Linked DNA regions of Homo sapiens: regions 1, 2, 4 and 5 are each linked to region 3. A link is a contact called in ENCODE Hi-C or POLR2A ChIA-PET data. All regions are on one chromosome and are shown on one strand. Each heading gives the region's core, a stretch centred on a gene start or an enhancer-like site at or near the end of the contact. The rest is flanking DNA. Distances are from core to core; before and after follow the strand shown.

Region 1 (3,654 bases), core at 360-2,859, 840 kb before region 3:
CCAAAGTGCTGGGATTTCAGGCGTGAGCCACTGTGCCCGGCCTAGAAGAAAATTTTAAATTGGCTTTTAGGAAGGTTTTTTAGCAGCTAAACTTTGGATGAGCCTAAGAAGAAAGAGTTCAGGCCTTGGCCAGGTGCAGTGGCTCAACTCTGTAATCCCAGCACTTTGGGAGGCCGAGGCAGGTGGATCACTTGAGGTCAGGAGTTCGAGACCAGCCTGGCCAACATGGTGAAACCCTGTCTCTACTAAAAATACAAAGATTAGCCGGATGCGGTGGCACACACCTGTAGTCCCAGCTACTTGGGAGGCTGAGGCAGGAGAATTGCTTGAACCTGGGAGTCGGAGGTTGCAGTGTGCTGAGATTGAGCCACTGCACTCCAGCCTGGCGACAGAGTGAGACTGCATCTCAAAAAAAAAAAAAAAAAAGAAAGAAAGAAAGAAAAAGAAAAAAGAAATTAGTAAACACTGCAAATCAGGAATCTTCTGAGCCAGATGTTTTGTTTTGTTTGTTTGAGATAGAGTCTTGCTCTGTTGCCCAGGCTGGAGCGCAATGGTGTGATCTTGGCTCACTGCAACCTCCACCTCGCGGGTCCAAGCAATTCTCCCGCCTCAGCCTCCTGAGTAGCTGGGACTACCGGTTCACACCAAAATGCCCAGCTAATTTTTGTATTTTTAGTAGAGATGGGGTTTCACCATGTTGGCCAGGCTGGTCTCGAACTACTGACTTCAGGTGATCCACCCGCCTTGGCCTCCCAAAGTGCTGGGATTACAGGTGTGAGCCACCGCACCCAGCCAGAGCCCGGTGTTTGTTAAATTTACCAGACATATATCAGACATTATCAGATATTTATCAGACATATCTGGTTATCATTATTACTGAAATGGATAACAACTCATTCGCTCTGGGCAAATACAATGCACATCCGTTTGCCTATTTTTACTAATGTGACTGCTCATTTGAGTCAGAACCAGCCAATTCAACAAAATGGCTAATTGGTTTCCCCACTCCAACCCCCATGGTCAGAGGCCGTGGGCCTCGCTGGGAGTTCTGTCTCACAGTATTGCACGAGGGGACCCAACTCAGTCAAAATGCTCCACTGGCCACATTTCTCAAGGTCGCCACTCACACGCCTTTAGAAACAGGAAGCCTGTCCCTTGCCTCCTCCAAGCAGAAGATGTCTCAGCAGTTCCAAGGTGCACAGGAGCTTTCAAGAGTCACCTTCATGGTGAGATGGTGAGTTTGTCACACATGAGCTGGTTTCTTACCTGGATCTGTCTCTGCATGGGAGCTGGCGTCCTGTCGCTCTTCTTGAGACTGAGGTTGCCACATCCAGGAATGCTCACGGCAAACTCGTCTGTGGGGACACCAAACCCACCCCCACTGCCAAGTCTCCACCCTGGCCCCTGGCCCCTGCCAGGACCCCCTACCACACCATGAGGGTCCTCTGGTAGGCCTTGCGGGAGCGACACGGGGCAGTGAGAAGATTCTGGCTTCTGGACAGCCGTGGGTCATGAGCTTCCCTGGAAAAGGGATGGTTGCCTAGAGATGACGCCAGGGTCTCTGCCCCGTGGGCTGACTAGAAAGGGGAAGTGGTCAGGATGGGGCTCACTGTCTCTAGCAGTGGGTGAAGGCCTGTGAGTGAGGAATGCCTCTCACCAGCTGTGCCTGAGCTGCAGCACTCCAGCCACTGCTGTCTCCTTAGCTGCTCACATATGGATACTTTCACAGTTCAGGTAAGCATCTCAGCTTTCCAAGGGACAGTTTCCTGCTCTCTTCACAGCAGACATCTGCCAGCGCTGGCATCAGGGCGTGTCCCTGGGAGCCACCGATCAGCACTGGGCCAGGGGATTGCAGCCTGGGGCCCTGGTACGACTGCTGTGTAGGGTTGGAGAAAAACTTGCATTGAAGGATCTGCTCTACTGGTAACTGGCTGAGTGACCTGAGGCATCACTTCACCTCTCTGGGCCTTTTCCTCATGTGTATGTCAGGGGCGATGAAGAAGTCTACCTCTTGGATTGAAATGAGATAATGACCGGGAGTGAGAGGTCTCAACTGTAACGAGTTACTCTCACTTTCTGGATGCCGATGGTGTGTTTTGGGACTTGTTATGTGAGAAGACTGTCATGGTGCTATGCTGGAGGTGGGGGTGGGAGCGAGGCACTGACTGTGTCAATTTATTTATTTTTATTTTATTTTGAGATGGAGTTTCGCTCTTGTCGCCCAGGCTGGAGTGCAGTGACGTGATCTCGGCTCACTGCAACCACCGCCTCCCGGGTTCAAGCGATTCTCCTGCCTCAGCCTCCTGAGTAGCTGGGATTACAGGCACCCGCCACCACACCTGGCTAATTTCTGTATTTTTAGTAGAGACGGAGTTTCACCATGTTGGCCAGGCTGCTCTCGAACTCCTGACCTCAGGTGATCCGCCCGCCTCGGCCTCCCAAAGTGCTGGGATTACCGTAGCATGAATTTAGGCTACGTCTTGGGGCTCTTGGATGAAAGACCTGGATCACCTCCAGTCTTGGTACCTTTGTCATTGCATCTCTGGCTTTCAGTAGTTCATTAGGCACCTTCCCTTCCAGAGGCCTCGAGATCAAAGTGTGTTGGGCTGGCGTGAGTTCTCGGTGTAGCCATCTGCTTTTGCCCTCTGGAAAATTATTTTGAGAAGAGATCTGGGTTTGGCTTTGCCATATCCACTCCCACTGCCTGGTGTGTCCACTTGTCCCTGAGGTCTTGGCCATGAAGCAATGTGGAGCACAGGCTTCACTCTGCTTCAGTGGTAAATAACTACTGAGAGGCAGGCGGGGCATGGTGGCTCACGCCTCTAATCCCAGCACTTTGGGAGGCCAAGGTGGGCAGATCACAAGGTCAAGAGATCAAGACCAGCCTGGCCAACATGGTGAAACCCTGTCTCTACTACAAATACAAAAATTAGCTGGGCATGGTGGTGGGCGCCTATAGCCCCAGCTACTCGGGAAGCTGAGGCAGGAGAATCGTTTGAGCCCGGGAGGTGGAGGTTGCAGTGAGCCAAGATTATGTCACTGCACTCCAGCCTGGTGACAGAGCAAGACTCCATCTCAAAAACAAACAAACAAACTACTGAGAGGCTTAAAGCAAGGAAGGGACAGGGTCACACTGGTATTTGGCAGCCAGTGGGGAGCCCAGTGGGGGCTAGGGGCCAGCGAAAATGCAATGGTCCAGGTACAGAGATGAGGACTTGGACTACATTTGGAGGCTGATGGGCTGAAGCGGGGTGGGGATGGGGCCATGGGAGAAAGAGGAATGAGGCAAGGTTTCCGGTCTTTTCCAGAAGTGAAAGTATAGAGAAGGGAAGAAGAGAGGCTGGACTCCTTTTAATGACCCTGCCGTGCACTTCCCCATGCACACTTGGGTTTTAAGTTGCCAGTGACTATCCACATGGCCATTTCTGGTGCTGACATCAGTGAGAAGGACAAGTGGAGCGAGGCTCAGTGGCTCACGCCTGTAATCCCAGCACTTTGGGAGGCCGAGGCAGGTGGATCACTTGAGGTCAGGAGTTTGAGACCAGCCAGGCCAACATGGCAAAACCCCATCTCTACTAAAAATACACAAAAATTAGCCGGGTATGGTGGTGCGTGTCGGTAATCCCAGCTACTCAGGAGGCTGACACAGGAGAA
Region 2 (3,322 bases), core at 43-2,542, 530 kb after region 3:
GCGCCAGCCCCACCCAGCCCCTGGACTCAAGGGGAACTTCTCCTTCCCCCACTCAGGGTCAGGGAACTTCAAGATGCCAGTGCGTGCTCCCCATTTCACAGATGGAAAAGAGGATGCTCTGGAGGAGAGCGGTCAGGGGGCTGGGACTCAAGCCACTCTTCCTCCCCACTCTTCCCATTGTGACCGAGGTCTCTGAGCGTAGCAGGGACGTCGGGGAGGCCTCTTGCTCATGCATGGTTCGCCTCATGACGGCCACCGTGGCAGCCACAGCCTGAGCTCCCAGGCTCCTCTTTTCAGCAGTGGATTTCAGGAGTGAAATGGAGGCCGGGTGCGGTGGCTCACGCCTGTAATCCCAGCACTTTGGGAGGCTGAGGTGGGCAGATCACCTGAGGTTAGGAGTTAGAGACCAGCCTGGCCAACATGGTGAAACCCCATCTCTACTAAAAATACAAAAATTAGCCAGGCGTGGTGGCGCACATCTGTAGTCCCAGCTACTCGGGAGGCTGAAGCACGAGAATTGCTTGAACCCAGGAGGCAGAGGTTGCAGTGAGCCTGGGCGACAGAGCAAGACTCTGTCTCAAAAAAAAAAAACAGAAGAAAGAAACTGAATAAGGCCGGGTGCGGCGGCTCACACCTGTAATTCCAGCACTTTGGGAGGCCAAGGAGGGCGGATCACGAGGTCAGGAGATCGAGACCATCCTGGCTAACACGGTGAAACCCCATCTCTACTAAAAATAGAAAAAAAATTAGCCGGGCGTGGTGGCGGGTGCCTGTAGTCCCAGCTACTCGAGAGGCTGAGGCAGGAGAACGGCGTGAACCCGGGAGGCAGAGGTTTCAGTGAGCTGAGACCGTGCTACTGCACTCCAGCCTGGGCGACAGAGCGAGACTCTGTCTCAAAAAAAAAAAAAAAAAAAAAAAAACAAAAAAAAAAAAACAAAAAACAACAAACAAAAAAAGAAAATGAAACGGGACTTGTACTCAGCGACTCCTGCTCTCTTCTGCTTATTTCCTGTGTGGTCCCCAAGCCCTGCTGAGCCCTCCTCTTCCCTGTCTCTGGGCCTTGTTGCCACTTATACCCCTTGCCTCATTCAGGCCTCAGGCCCCTCCCCAGACTTATCTAGCCACCTTCCCCCTGGTCTCGCTGCTGCTGGCCTCCCTCCAGTCCAGCCAACACATTCAGGCGGGGACAGCCCTGATAAAGCACAACAAATCTGCCTGCATCTCTTGCCTGAAGTTTGTCTGAAGCTTCTCAAAGCCACACCCTGGCGCTAGCATTCACACGTCTCCGGGTTCTGCCACCCGCTCGTCTGGGGCCGCCTCACTCCCTTTCCCGAGCACCAGCCAGCTGGCTTCTGTCCATTTCCTCCTCATCCTGTGGTTGCCTTCCCTCCCTGCCTCCACAGTTGTACCCCTGGTGCCTCTCTTCCTGCTATACCCCCTGCTGAGGGGTGTCTTTCCCCTCAGCCCAGGAATTTTAAAAGGGATGAAGCATCTAAGACAACAGGGGGAACCGAAGTCAACAGTCCTGAGAGTGGCTTTCTGCTCCCTAGTCTTGGAAGGATGGGCTCCCCAAGACCACTGGTGGCAAAGAAACCTGGGGTTTGGCCGGGCGTGGTGGCTCACGCCTGTAATCCCAGCACTTTGGGAGGCCAAGGCAGGCGGATCATGAGATCAGGAGATCGAGATCATCCTGGCTAACACGGTGAAACCCCGTCTCTACTAAAAATACAAAAAATTAGCCGGGCACGGTGGCGGGCACCTGTAGTCCCAGCTACTCGGGAGGCTGAGGCAGGAGAATGGCATGAACCTGGGAGGCGGAGCTTGCAGTGAGCCGAGATTGCGCCACTGCACTCCAGCCTGGGCCACAGAGCGAGACTCCATCTCAAAAAAAAAAAAGAACCCTGGGGTTTGGGCAGAGAGAGTTGGAGCTGATGTGGCGCTGAGGGGGCTGCTCCCTCCCATCTGAGTCTCCCATCTCTGCCTGCACTCTTCTGGCTGGCACTGTGCCAGCCTGCTAACCTCCCTGGGCCTCAGTTTCCTCCTCTGTCAAATGAGAGAGGATCTTCTCTGGGTGTAGAAAAGGACGAGGTGGTGAGTGGGTCTGAAGGCCTCTGGTGTCCCATAAAGCGACTCTCCTCACCATCTTTGCCACCCATTGGGGTGTCCAGCACCCATGGAACTCTGTCTGTGCCTCTGTCCTGGAGGGAGACTTGACCTCCTGCTCAGGAAAGGCTCTCCAAGCCCTTGTTGTGAAATTCCTGCCTGCTGTCCGGAACTCAGTCTTCCCATCCGAGGGACGAAGGTTTCGGGAAGAGAGGTGGACAGGAAGGGGTCCTCATCAGCGGTCCCACCCTCCTCTCCTTCCTTCGCCCTCTCCAGGCCAGAAATCAGCGAGGAGCTCAAGGACCTGATCCTGAAGATGTTAGACAAGAATCCCGAGACGAGAATTGGGGTGCCAGACATCAAGGTCGGGGAACTGGGGGTCTTGGGCTGGGCTGGGACACAGAAAACAGGAGTCACTTTCCCTTTCTGGAGGGATCAACACCAGGATGCATGTGTGTTGGGTTTGAGTCTGTGGACTTTGGACCCCTCCAGGTGATTCTGGTAATGGCCTGACCTCTCCCCCTCTCCCTGCCCTCCCGGCCCCGACAGTTGCACCCTTGGGTGACCAAGAACGGGGAGGAGCCCCTTCCTTCGGAGGAGGAGCACTGCAGCGTGGTGGAGGTGACAGAGGAGGAGGTTAAGAACTCAGTCAGGCTCATCCCCAGCTGGACCACGGTGGTAAGAGAGCCGGGGTAGATGCTCCCTTGTCCTGGAGGGCCTGGGGGACCTGAGCCTTGCTCTGTGCCTGGCTCCTTGGGGGGACAGAGGCCTGCCTGGCCAGCCAGCTGTGATCCTGGGCCACTGGAGCCGCCATTCTGCTGGAGGCCCATGGAGAGGGAGGTCTTGTGGTCGGGAGACCAGGAGGCTTGGTGAGGAGAGTGACTGATTTAAAGAAATAGCGGGCGTGGGGCCGGGCGCGGTGGCTCACGCCTGTAATCCCAGCACTTTGGGAGGCCAAGGCGGGCAGATCACGAGGTCAGGAGATCGAGACCATCCTTGAAACCCCGACTCTACTAAAAATATAGAAAATTAGCTGGGCGTGGTGGCGGGCGCGTGTAGTCCCAGCTACTCGGGAGGCTGAGGCAGGAGAATGGTGTGAACCCGGGAGGTGGAGTTTGCCGTGAGCCGAGATCGCGCCACTGCACTCCAGCCTGGGCCACAGAGCGAGACTGCGTCTCAAAAAAAAAAAAAGAAGAAAAGAAAAGAAAGAAATACCGGG
Region 3 (3,867 bases), core at 1,252-3,751:
CATATAAGTACATCTTCTCACGTCCTCTCTTCCCACCACCTCTGACACATACCTACACTTTGATGATTATTATTATTATTTTATTTATTTATTTTGAGATGGAGTGTCTGCTCTTGTTGCCCAGGCTGGAGTGCAGTGATGCAATCTTGGCTCACTGCAACCTTCACCTCTCCGGTTCAAGCGATTTTCCTGCCTCAGCCTCCCGAGTAGCTGGGATTACAGGCACCAGCCACCATACCCAGCTAATTTTTGTATTTTAGTAGAGATGGGGTTTCACCATGTGGGCCAGGCTGGTCTTGAACTCCTGACCTCAAGTGATCCACCCGCCTCAGCCTCCCAAAGTGCTGGGATTACAGGCGTGAGCCACCTGCCCATCCAGAACTACAATTTTAGAGAGAGCCACTCACAAGAGAAAATTGGGCAAGGAAAAAAAACTAAAATTTTCAATGAAGAAACTAGAGGGTAGGGGTGGGGAGGCATATCCACAGCCTCATCTTTTTTTTAAATATTTCTGAAAGATCCCCCAAGGTTCCTTTAACAGTTTCCTGGCACTCCTTAAACCCTGATGGCCTAAGGCCGGGTGTGGTGGCTCATGCCTGTAAGCACACCTTGGGAGGCCGAGGTGGCAGATGACCTGAGGTCAGAAGTTCGAGACCATCCTGACCAATATGGTGAAACCCCGTCTCTACTAAAAATAAAAAATTAGCTGGGTGTGGTGGCAGGTGTCTGTAATCCCAGCTACTCAAGAGGCTGAGGCAGGAGAATCGCTTGAACCCGGGAGGTGGAGGTTGCAGTGAGGTGAGATCGTGCCACTGCACTCCAGCCTGGGAGACAGAGTGAAACCCTGTCTCAAAAAAAAAAAAAAAAAGAAAGAAAAAGAAAAAGGAAGAAAAGAAAAGAAAAATGGCTGGGCACGGTGGCTCACGCCTGTAATCCCAGCACTTTGGGAGGCCGAGGCGGGCGGATCACAAGATCAGGAGTTCGAGACCATCCTGGCTAACACGGTGAAACCCCATCTCTACTAAAAACACACACACACAAAAAAAATTAGCCGGGCATGGTGGCACGCACCTGTAGTCCCAGCTACTCAGGAGGCTGAGGCAAGAGAATCGCTTGAACCCGGGAAGTGGAGGTTGCAGTGAGCCAAGATCACGCCATTGCACTCCAGCCTGGGCAACAGAGCGAGACTCTGTCTCAAAAAACAAAAACAAAACCTGGTGGCCTAAAGGGCACCCCACCTCCTCCCGCCCCCTGCCCCACATGGCACGTAAAAAGGGGAAGAAAAACTCAAAAGCCCAAGTAGTCAGCAGTCTCTGCCAATGGCAGATCAAAACAGCAGTAAAAGATCTGCAACCAAACGAGATTTGATTTACATAAGTCTCATTTTGATCATATTTTCTCCAGCGTCTTACCCCACCCTGGACTCCCCCGGCAGGTGTCCCAAGCCCCTCCCCTCCAGTTTACTCCTAACCCATCTTGAGGGCCTGGGCTCCCAGTTCCCTCCCTCAAAGGATCCGTCGTCTTTCAGACCCTCCCTGAGAGCAGAGACTGGTTTACACCGCCTGGAATCCAGTCCAGCAGGTGGTGTCAGGAACTGTAACCGATGGCATGTTCGCCAACACTGGGGTCCTGCAGGCAGAGCTGGAACTGGCCACTGGGACCCAAGCCCTCTGTGCGCTGCCCAGACCCACGCTCAGAGCCTGTGACTTCAGGACCCTCATCTAGAAGCTCCTGGAAGTTGGCCCAGAAGGATCTGCCCAGCACCCACCCACCCACCCCAGCCATGTCCAGTGGGAGCACAGGAAACGTCCCAGGGTCTGCAGAGGGATCCTACAGACCATTCTCTCTCCCATCTGCCTTCTTTTTTTGTTTGTTTGTTTTGTTTTGTTTTTTGAGACGGAGTCTCGCTCTTGTTGCCCAGGCTGGAGTGCAGTGGCGCGATCTCAGCTCACTGCAACCTCCGCCTCCCGGATTGCAGCGATTCTCCTGCCTCAGCTCCCGAGTAGCTGAGATTACAGGCATGTGCCACCACACCCGGCTAATTTTTTGTACTTTTAGTAGAGATGGGGTTTCACCATGTTGGCCAGGCTGAGCTCCTAACCTCAGGTGATCCACTTGCCTCGGCCTCCCAAAGTGCTGGGATTACAGGCGTGAACCACCGCCCCGGCCTCCTTGTGCCTTCTTTGTCATTGTAATTAACTGCTGGGGATACCTTTTGTTAACGGTAGAAAGTTATGCAAATGACCGAAACTGGTATTGTTATTACTAAGAGGCGCTGGGTTTCAAAATCACTTTGAATATTCTAGCACCGAATCTTGTCTGTCCTGTGCCTGGGGGCCTGCACACACTGTCTTTTTCCTCCTTTGTGAACGGCAGGGTTGAGGCCTTCCTGTTCGAGAAGTGGGTGGTTTGCCAAGCTACCTGGGGTGTACATAGAACTTGAACTTTGGAGTCAGACTGGCAAAGGCTGGCTGCTTCCCCTGCGCCTTGGTTACCGTTTGTCCTTACACAAGTCACTTGGCTTCTTGGAGTCTCAGTTTTGTCATCTGTGGAAGAGGAGTGAACACCCTCCTTAGAGACAGCTGCCACGGTGACCATCTGCGAGCTGATGGAGGTAGAGTTCCTGGTGCCCTTTAGGGTGGCAGTTGTGTCGGTACTCCCGAGGACCAGGACCAGGTGGCCGTGGCTGTCTGGAACTGCTACGGAAGAACGGGCAAGGCTGCCAGATTTCGCAAATAAAAATACATGCACACGGTTAAATTTGAATTTCAAATAAGCAGCTAAATTTTGTTGTATAATTATATCCCATGCAGTATTTGGAATATACTTATACTGAAAAATTAGTCGGGCGTGATGGCTCACGCCTGTAATCCCAGCACTTTGGGAGCCCAAGGCGGGCAGATCACCTGAGGCCAGGAGTTCGAGACCAGCCTGGCAAACATGGCAAAATCCTATCTCTACTAAAAATACCAAAATTGACCGGTGTGGTGCTGCACATCTGTACTGCCACCTACTTGGGAGGCTGAGGAACGAGAATTGCTTGAACCCGGGAGGCAGAGGTTGCAGTGAGCCTCAATCGTGCCACTGCACTCCAGCCTGGGCAACAGAGCGAGACTCTGTTTCTAATAACAATAATAATAATAATAATTCCTTATCTGAAATTAAATTTAACTAAGTGTCCTTTTTCTCTTTCTTTCTTTTTTTCTTTTTGAGACAGGGTTTTACCCTGTCACCCAGGCTAGAGTGCAGTGGTGTAATCATGGTTCACTGCAGCCTCGACCTCCTGGGGTCAGGTGATCCTCCCACCTCAGCCTCCCAAGTAGGTAGGACTACAGGTGCAAGCCACCATTCCCAGCTACTTGTTGCTTTTTTAAAAATTTTTGGTACAGATGGGGTTTCGCCGTGTTGTCCAGGCTGGTAACTGAGTGTTACTGTATTTTATCTGGCTATCCTAAGAAAAGAGGTTAAAGTGCTTAGAATGGGGGTTCTTGCTGCCCCTGAGAGATATCTTCATTTGGGATTGGCAACTGTGGGAGAGAGAGGGCAAGAGCCACTGGAATAAACATGGGCCAGGGAGGCTGAGGCAGGAGAATCCTTTGAACCTGAGAGGCGGAGGTTACAGTGAGCTGAGATTGCGCTACTGCACTCCAGCCTGGGTGTCAGTGTGAGACTCTGTCTCAAAGAAAGAAAGAAAGAAAGAAAGAGAAAGAGAGAGAGAGAGAGACAGAGAGAGAGAAAGAAAGAAAAAAGGAAGGAAGGAAGGAAGGCAGGAAGGAAGGAAGGAAGGAAGGAAGGAAGGAAGGAAGGAAGGAAGGAAGGAAGGAAAGAAGGAAGGAAGGAAGGAAGATGGGCCAAAGGAGGAGAAGG
Region 4 (3,665 bases), core at 581-3,080, 670 kb after region 3:
GAGCTGGTCGTCTTTAAAAAAATCAGGCCGGTCATTTGCAGAGCCTTTGGTTGAATTATAGTGATCCCAGGCTTTGAGGAGCAAGGGAGGGTAAGATCCCTGGACACAGTGCACTGAGTTCAGCCCGATAAAGCCTTCTGTGCGGTTGCACACTTCACCGGATAAGAGGCTCAACTCTTTGGAGATGATGATCTCTGGCAGGATTTCCTCAAAGGTTTTCTGATGGGATCCATTGACTAAATCTGGTCCTTCAATAGCAATGATTTTTATGGCTACGGGTGTGTGATCAGCAATTGTTTGAAACACTTCGCCAAACACCCCTTCCCCAATCTTCTCACAGCGTTGCAGTTTTTCTGTGGGAAGGCAATGGCTAAAGGGGACAGGACCCTTCTGACTGCATTCCCCATAAACCTTTTCAGCATCAGATGCCTTTTTGTTTGAAATACTTAGAGTGTTTAAGGGGCTTAGCAAATACATAGAGGAGGAGTGCCAAGAGGACGGAGCACCACTTGTTCTGTTCATGACAGGCCGGTTTGAACATTCTGATAGGAGGGATCCAGAGAGAGAAGTGGCAGTGGTATAGATGCTGCAGACCTCTGACACATCAGTCACAATTTTCTTCTTGTGGAAACTGAAGGAAGCCCTGGTTTTGGTCCAAAAGCAGACATTCTGTAAAGGAGTCAGGTCCTGGGTGGGGAACGAATCTTTTCCCAGCTTTTGGCCCTTTTTAAAGCGGTGGGAATGGAGGAGAGAGGTTTCCGTTGCCTCCTGATGTTTGCTCTTCCGGCTTGATCTAGTTCTCTCCAGCCTGTCTATTCCCCTTGGCACAATGCGGCCCTTGGGAACACTGGCCTCCTGATGCTCTCTCCGGACGGCCTCTTGAAGCCCTCTCTCTTGACAAGAGTCCTGGCCTGTGGCCCTCCTCTTGCCTGTGCTTGACAGACCTGGACCCTCTGGTCCATTTCCCACCACCAGTTTCCTTTTACAGCAGGACTCTCTCATATTCTTCCCATCTGCCCGAAACTCAGAATCCTCAGGGGTTCCTGAGTTCATAAGGCCAAAGAGAACTGACCTGAGGCTGGCGCGGGTTTGGTGGACCATCCTGGTGTCCTTGGCTCCTCCTGTCGCTTCCTCCTGGGAGCAGGGGAGAGATGCTCGGTCCAGGGAGACTTCTGGGAGGTGGAGGCCGCTCGGGACGGCTGAGGCTGCAACCAGACAGGCGGAGGTGCCGATCGAGATGACACTGTCCCTTGGCGTTGGGGACCCGGGGCAGGGCGAGGCCAGAGAGCTGAACAGGGAGGCACTGATGCCCAGCTCGTCGCCGTCCCTGGGCTGGCCGCACACGCTGAGGTCCGGGCTGAGGCGGCCGGAGTCGCGGCTGGGGAAGGGCGGAAGTCGGAGCGGGCCGCAGGGTGTGCTGCACTTCTGCGGGGGCCGAGCTCGCAGCCCCAGGCGTCTTGGGGTCACGGTTAGGCTTGGGCGAGCTCGCAGCTTCCAGCGCTTTGGGGTCACGGTCAGGCTGGGCCGGTCCTTGGGCACTCGGCCGCCGGGACGCCTCCGCCGCCGCCTCACCGGGCTGCCGGGGAAGTCGGGGTCGTCGGGATCGTCAGGATCGTCGGACTGCGAGGGGTCGCCGATGCTGGCGTCGCTGCTGCCGCTGCTGTTGAAGAAACGCCTCCGGTCCTGCGGCGGGAACCACTGCGCGGCTTCCCGGCCCGGCCGCCGCTGTCTCCTGCCGTCCGCAGCCCCATATGTGCGGAAAAGCCGGCTCCCAGGTCCCGGGAGCGAAGCCGCCATGGCCGGCACCCGCCAAGAGGTTCAAACGCAAACATCGCGAGACTTCCGTGCGACGCGGACGCGCCCGCCTGCCGCGGGGTCCTAGCTCCCGGCCCTGCGCATGCGCACCTCGCCAGGGCCGGGGCCGGGACGGGACGGAAAACTGGCGGCTTGGTTTGTTCAGCGCGTCGCGGTCATGGCTCTCGTTTCAGGCCTCCACGGTGTGCACCTGGAGTCAGGAGCGCGCTTGTGCGTACAGTTCGGTTCAGGTAAGCGCGGCCGTCCCGAGAGGCCAGGGGAGGGCGGAGGGCCTGAAGCGGGTAACGAGAGGCCAGGAGACTGTTTTTCCTGGGTTACCCCTGCCGGCCAGTGCCGGGGGCTGCCAGGCCCTCCCTAGCTTCGTCCCTGGGTCTCAATTGCTCCCGCTGGAGCTTCGCTTGGGCCGAGGTGAGCGCTGAAATTGCTCACACCCTCTATTCTGGGACCTTACGATGCTCTGTGTCCGAAGTGTTAAAAAGATTTCAGACTTTCCGCACGGAAAGGAATTGTGTTCACTAGACCTCGCTTTTCCAGCATGTGGAAGAATGGCATTCAGTGAGCTGTGTCATCGCTTCAGATAAAGAAAATGTCACCGTGGCTGCAGAGATCTCCTGGGATCACTCTGAGGAGGTGTTTGAGACTGAAATGCTCCAGATTTGATTATCCAGTTGCTCACGGGCATCGCCCCTAGAAGAGATAATAGCATCTTTGCATAACATGTCCATGTCCAAAATAGATCTTTTGGTGCAAAAAACCAACCCTCTGTCCCAACCCGTTCCTTAGCTACCCTCAGGAGGGAGATATACTCCAGTTACAGTACAAGGAACTCGAGGGATTACCTGTGACTCCTCTTTCCTACATCCCCACGTCTATTCCAGCAGCAAGCCCTGCCATTTCAGGGCCAAAATATATCCTAAACCCATTCACTTCTCTCCATTTCCACTGCCGTTGTAATTCAAGCTACCCTTTCTTGCCAGGGCTGTTGCAATAACCTTCGGCCTGCCTTTCTTGCCTCTGCTTTTCCCACATTCTTTACAAATAATTCCCACGTAACAGCTATCCGTCTTCTAAGAGCAGACATTAGATTGTGCCATTCCCCTGCTTATTAAAAATAACAAACAAACAAAACTGATGCTTGAGCACACTTAGACTAAAATCCATACTTTTTTCATGGCCAGAGCAAGGCAGTACTTGATCTGGTCTCTGCTTAATTCTTCAACTTCATCTCCTAGTACTCGCCTTTCTCTCCCACTGCCCCTTTTATAATCGGGTTATTCTGTCCTATTCTTCTAGCTCGCCAGTACAGCATTATTCTGGCCACAAGACTTTGTACTTGCTGTTCCTTTGCTTGACACTGCTCTTCCTCTAGGTCCTGACGTAGGTGGTTTCTTCTTAAATTTAGCTCAGGTGTTCTTTTCTTTTTTTTTTTTTTTTTTTTAGATGGAGTCTTGCTCTGTCACCCGGGCTGGAGTGCAGTGGCACGATCTCTACTCACTGCAACCTCCGCCTCCCGGGTTCAAGTGATTCTCCTGCCTCAGCCTCCCGAGTAGCTGGGATTACAGGCGCCGGCGACCACGCCCAGCTAATTTTTGTATTTTTAGTAGAGAGGGGGTTTCACCATGTTGGCCAGGCTGGTCTCGAACTCCTGACCTCAGGTGATCGCCCGCCTCAGCCTCCCAAAGTGCTGGGATTACAGGCGTGAGCCACCGCACCCGACCTAGGTGTTCTTTTCTTTTCTTTTCTTTCTTTCAAGACGGAGTTTCGCTCTTGTTGTGCAATGGCACGATCTCGGCTCACTGCAACCTCCGCCTCCCGGGTTCAAGCGATTCTCCTGCCTCAGCCTCCCAAGT
Region 5 (3,846 bases), core at 589-3,088, 630 kb after region 3:
CACTGCAACCTCTGCCTCCTGGGTTCACACCATTCTCCTGCCTCAGGCTCCCGAGTAGCTGGGACTACAGGCACCCGCCACCACGCCCGGCTAATTTTTTGTATTTTTAGTAGAGACGGGGTTTCACCATGTTAGCCAGGATGGTCTCGATCTCCTGACCTCGTGATCTGCCTGCCTCGGCCTCCCAAAGTGCTGGGATTACAGGCGTGAGCCACCGCGCCCGGCCTCATCATGAGCTTTTGAAAGCACAGCTAATCATGTGCTTCCCCTTTATAAAGTCCTCCATGACTTCTACTGCCCTCTGCAGAAAGACCTTGGACTTGGTTCACTGTTAACCACCAAGCCCCTCGTCCCCTCCCCACCATCCCCTATGACAACCCCCGGAGCTCACTGTCTGTCTCAGGACAGCCCAGTTCTCCTGGGTAACGTGGATGGTGAGAATGTTGAGGCTGTCCCTGGAATCTGCCGTCTCCCTGGACTGGGCCTGGGTGGGGGCAAGAAGTTTGCAGTCAGGAGGCGCAGCTCTTGAGGCTGCCTTAATCAGGCTGAGGCAGCCACCCCCAAACCTCCAGTTCTTTTATTTATTTATTTATTTATGAGACGAAGTCACACTCTGTCCCCCAGGCTGGAGTGCAGTGGCGTGATCTCCGCTCACTGCAACCTCTGCCTCCCAGGTTCAAGCAATTCTCCTGCCTCAGCCTCCTGAGTAGCTGGGACTACAGGCACACGCCACCATGCCCGGCTAATTTTTGTATTTTTAGTAGACACGGGGTTTCACCATATTGATCAGGCTGGTCTCAAAGTCCTGACCCCAGATGATCCACCTGCCTCAGCCTCCCAAAGTGCTGGGATTACAGGCGTGAGCCGCCGCGCCCGGCCTCCAAACCTCCAGTTCTGACTGACCCACAGGATAGGGGCACCAGCGTACTCTTCTCAGGAACTAAGGCCAGGCAGGGCAGGCCCCCTGGGTGGCCCACGAGGAAGCCAGCACTGCCCCCAACAGAACCAACCCCAACGCTGGTGGTTTTCTGGCCTCCCCATCCCTGTCCCCATAAGAGAGCAGAGTTTTTATTAACCATCAGTATCACCCCTTCTTTGTCAGGGTGGGCAGCAGGCAGAGAGGGGTTGCATTTAACCATTTCCTGCCTGGTGCTGTGTAGAAGCAGAGGTTGGGCAAATGTCTTCCCCATAATCCAGAGTCTGGGCTAGGAATCTGCCGGCCAGACAGGGAGCTTGTGAGTGCAGGCAACTGGAATGGGAAGGGTGCTGGGCAGGCAGGGAGAAGACGAGGAACATCAGCCAGCTCAGCTTTGCAACCTCCCCTCCCACTCAGGCTCCTGGTCACCAGCCCCAGAACCAAGAGGACACCAGGGCCCCTCCATCGATGTTCCCTTGTCCAGGATGAAATCCTTTGCCATCCTGTAGGTAAGTCAGCCCCAACTCCAGGGAATGCTCCCCAGGACCCCCTTTCTAGCAAAATCCCCCTCATCTAAACTCAAACCATTCCAACCCCAGCCCTGCCTCATCCAGCCCGTTCACCCCTAGACTCCAGCATAACCCACAGCAAGATTCCATCCCAATGCCCAGTCCCACCCCAACCCAATCCTAATCCCCAGCCACCTTTCCTGACACAGTCCTAGCAACAGAAATGATACCTACAGCGTATTGCGTGCCCACCCTGTGCCCGGCAGTCCTCTGAGTCATTCTGTTTTCATCCTCAAAACCGCGCCATTTATAAGAGAGGAAGCTACAGTTCAGAGAATGTAGGTCTTTTGGTTGCCAGTATGACAAAGTTCACACTTTTAGTGTTGGTGGCTGATTCGAAACTCTAGCCCTTCCTGATGCAAGTCATCACACCTCAGTGCAATTCACCCCCTACATATTCAGTCTAACTGTGGCCACCCTAGTAACTAGCATGGGGCCTGACATATATTAGGTACTCAATAAATGCCATTTGAATGAATGAATGAATGAATGAATGAATGAACCTGATTCACTCATTAAACTCTATCCATCCTACCCAGTCAAACTCAGGTCACAGATTTACTGACAACCTCTTGGCTATATATATATAAATAAATAGAATCCTTGTCTTGTCTGAGGCTGGGCGCCGTGGCTCACGCCTGTAATCTTAGCACACTGGGAGGCCAAGGCGGGTAGATCATTTGAGGTCCAGAGTTCGAGACCAGCCTGGCCAATATGATGAAACCCCATCTCTACCAAAAATACAAAAATCAGCCAGGCGTGGTGGTGCATGCCTACAATCCCAGCTATTTGGGAGGCTGAGGCAGAAGAATCGCTTGAACCCAGGAGGTGGAGGTTACAGTGAGCTGACATTGCACCACTGGACTCCAGCCTGGGCAACAGAGCAAGACTGTTTAAAAAAAAAAAATCCTGCCAGGCACGGTGGCTCATGCCTGTAATCCCAACACTTTGGGAGGCTGAGGTGGGCCGATCATGGGTCAGGAGATCGAGACCATCCTAGCTAACACGGTGAAATCCCGTCTCTACTAAAAATACAAAAAGAAATTAGCCAGGTGTGGTGACGGGCACACGTAGTCCCAGCTACTCAGGAGGCTGAGGCAGGAGAATGGCGTGAACCTGGGAGGCGGAGCTTGCAGTGAGCCGAGATTGCGCCACTGCACTCCAGCCTGGGCGACAGAGCAAGACTCTGTCTCAAAAAAAAAAAAAAAAAAAAAAAAAATCCTTGTCTGAGAGGCACTGAGTTGAACAGACTCAATCTCAGTCCAGCAGGGTTGACTGAGTGATTCCATGACTGAAAAATAAGACAGTATCCTGAGGCTGACAGTGGGGAGGACGAGGAAGGAGCTACCATTTCTGCCCCTGAGGCTGGGGGCAGTAAGATTCCCCAGGATGGGTCTGTGAGGCTGGGGGGTTCCTTGGTCCACACAGCCAGTCCCACGGTATCTTGCACATTCCTTGGCACTTACATACCCACCAGGCAGTGCTTCTCCACCCACCTGCCCGACCAAACCCACTGAGGAAAAGCAGCAGGCATCCGCTGTTGCTGGACGCCCATCACCACGCTCACAAGGCTGGGCACAGAGCAGACGTCAATGGGCACGTGTTGAAAGGGTCAGCAAATGAGCCCCGGGGATGGGCACTCGGCCCTGAACGTGTCCAGTCCTGACCTTGAAGGCCCCCGCTCTAGCTTTCTAGAGGCTTCTCTGAGTGGCCAACAGTTCCTCATGGGGGCCTGACCAAGGTGGCTCTGTGCCCTCTGACCTTGGCTTCGGGTCTCTGCCTCCCAGAGTCCCCTCCTCCTCCTCACCTGGGCTTAACTTTTTCAGAGCATGTCCCCATCCCCAAGGGGAGGCACCGGGGAGTGACCGTTGTCCGGAGCCACCACGGTGTTTTGGTGAGTGCAGGAGCGAGAGGAGGGAGGGCCTTAGGGAGGCTGGTGCTAGCCCTCGTGGTTGACCCTGGTGTTGAGACCAGTTCTGACTGCCATGCTGTTCCCGAGGCTGAGTCTAGCGTCTCCCTGGTGCCAACCCCAGGGCTGACTGTAGCTCTGACCACCCTGATACCAGGGCTGACCTAGGTATTCCCTGTGACCCAGCACACTCCTGCAGGTGTCGGCCTCGGCCTTGATGCCAACACTGACTCCTACACCCGGTGAGGGGTGGGCCAGCTCTTCCTGTGCCCCCTGCCTGGTTGAGCCACTGAGTTCTGGAATGGGGGTGAGAATGTGGCTGTGGCTCGGGAATCGGGAGGTGACCTGGTGTTTCCCCACCCTCTCTTCCCTCCCACAGATATGCATTCAAGTGCTGGTCCGGCGGCCTCACAGCCTCAGCTCAGAACTCACAGGCACCTGTAGCCTCCTGG

Evidence for each region. A loop is a pair of places that touch in the nucleus more often than their neighbours do. ChIA-PET counts read pairs that join two places held with the same protein, here RNA polymerase II (POLR2A). Pooled maps may share reads with other maps.
Region 1: a loop to region 3 is called in a pooled map, with 4 times the contacts of the local background. The contact joins the promoter of SCIMP here to the enhancer-like site in region 3. A Hi-C loop is called at or near these places in 4 of 37 single-sample maps with no recorded cell type and 2 of 50 pooled maps.
Region 2: a map of left colon shows a loop between it and region 3 (4-fold over the local background). The contact joins two enhancer-like sites. A Hi-C loop is called at or near these places in 1 of 168 maps with a recorded cell type or tissue (left colon). POLR2A ChIA-PET finds 5 or more read pairs at or near these places in 2 of 52 experiments (H1 and WTC11).
Region 4: a loop to region 3 is called in a pooled map, with 4 times the contacts of the local background. The contact joins the promoter of HASPIN here to the enhancer-like site in region 3. A Hi-C loop is called at or near these places in 4 of 37 single-sample maps with no recorded cell type and 4 of 50 pooled maps. POLR2A ChIA-PET finds 5 or more read pairs at or near these places in 1 of 52 experiments (PC-9).
Region 5: a loop to region 3 is called in a pooled map, with 6 times the contacts of the local background. The contact joins two enhancer-like sites. A Hi-C loop is called at or near these places in 1 of 168 maps with a recorded cell type or tissue (posterior vena cava) and 2 of 50 pooled maps. POLR2A ChIA-PET finds 5 or more read pairs at or near these places in 2 of 52 experiments (OCI-LY7 and PC-9).

The regions. Positions count from the first base shown.
Region 1 is chr17:5,232,815-5,236,468 of GRCh38, reverse strand. It overlaps SCIMP (SLP adaptor and CSK interacting membrane protein), which reads left to right and starts at 1,609. Exons shown (of 5, transcript NM_207103.3): 1 at 1,609-1,734. The coding sequence starts at 1,714. ZNF594-DT (ZNF594 divergent transcript) reads right to left here. Exons shown (of 6, transcript NR_152840.1): 6 at 466-1,355. RefSeq lists an enhancer at 1,168-1,367.
Region 2 is chr17:3,868,946-3,872,267 of GRCh38, reverse strand. CAMKK1 (calcium/calmodulin dependent protein kinase kinase 1) reads left to right here. Exons shown (of 16, transcript NM_032294.3): 13 at 2,380-2,467; 14 at 2,653-2,781. Among named protein-coding and RNA genes, the nearest start is that of CAMKK1, 22 kb to the left of the region's middle. Within about 2 kb of position 1,292, at least 4 of the 41 ENCODE cell types and tissues checked have a DNase peak (open chromatin) inside an H3K27ac peak, as active enhancers do.
Region 3 is chr17:4,394,750-4,398,616 of GRCh38, reverse strand. No RefSeq gene overlaps it. Among named protein-coding and RNA genes, the nearest start is that of UBE2G1, 30 kb to the right of the region's middle. RefSeq lists enhancers at 1,383-2,152, 2,490-2,569, 2,153-2,923. Within about 2 kb of position 2,501, at least 6 of the 41 ENCODE cell types and tissues checked have a DNase peak (open chromatin) inside an H3K27ac peak, as active enhancers do.
Region 4 is chr17:3,722,068-3,725,732 of GRCh38, reverse strand. It overlaps HASPIN (histone H3 associated protein kinase), which reads right to left and starts at 1,830. Exons shown (of 1, transcript NM_031965.2): 1 at 1-1,830. The coding sequence starts at 1,797. It overlaps ITGAE (integrin subunit alpha E), which reads left to right. Exons shown (of 31, transcript NM_002208.5): 27 at 1,989-2,045; 28 at 2,350-2,445. It also overlaps a transcript of P2RX5 not described here. RefSeq lists an enhancer at 1,145-1,900 and a silencer at 1,770-1,929.
Region 5 is chr17:3,761,448-3,765,293 of GRCh38, reverse strand. It overlaps ITGAE (integrin subunit alpha E), which reads left to right. Exons shown (of 31, transcript NM_002208.5): 3 at 1,334-1,425; 4 at 3,312-3,379; 5 at 3,774-3,846. Among named protein-coding and RNA genes, the nearest start is that of ITGAE, 38 kb to the left of the region's middle. RefSeq lists an enhancer at 1,516-1,615. Within about 2 kb of position 1,838, at least 4 of the 41 ENCODE cell types and tissues checked have a DNase peak (open chromatin) inside an H3K27ac peak, as active enhancers do.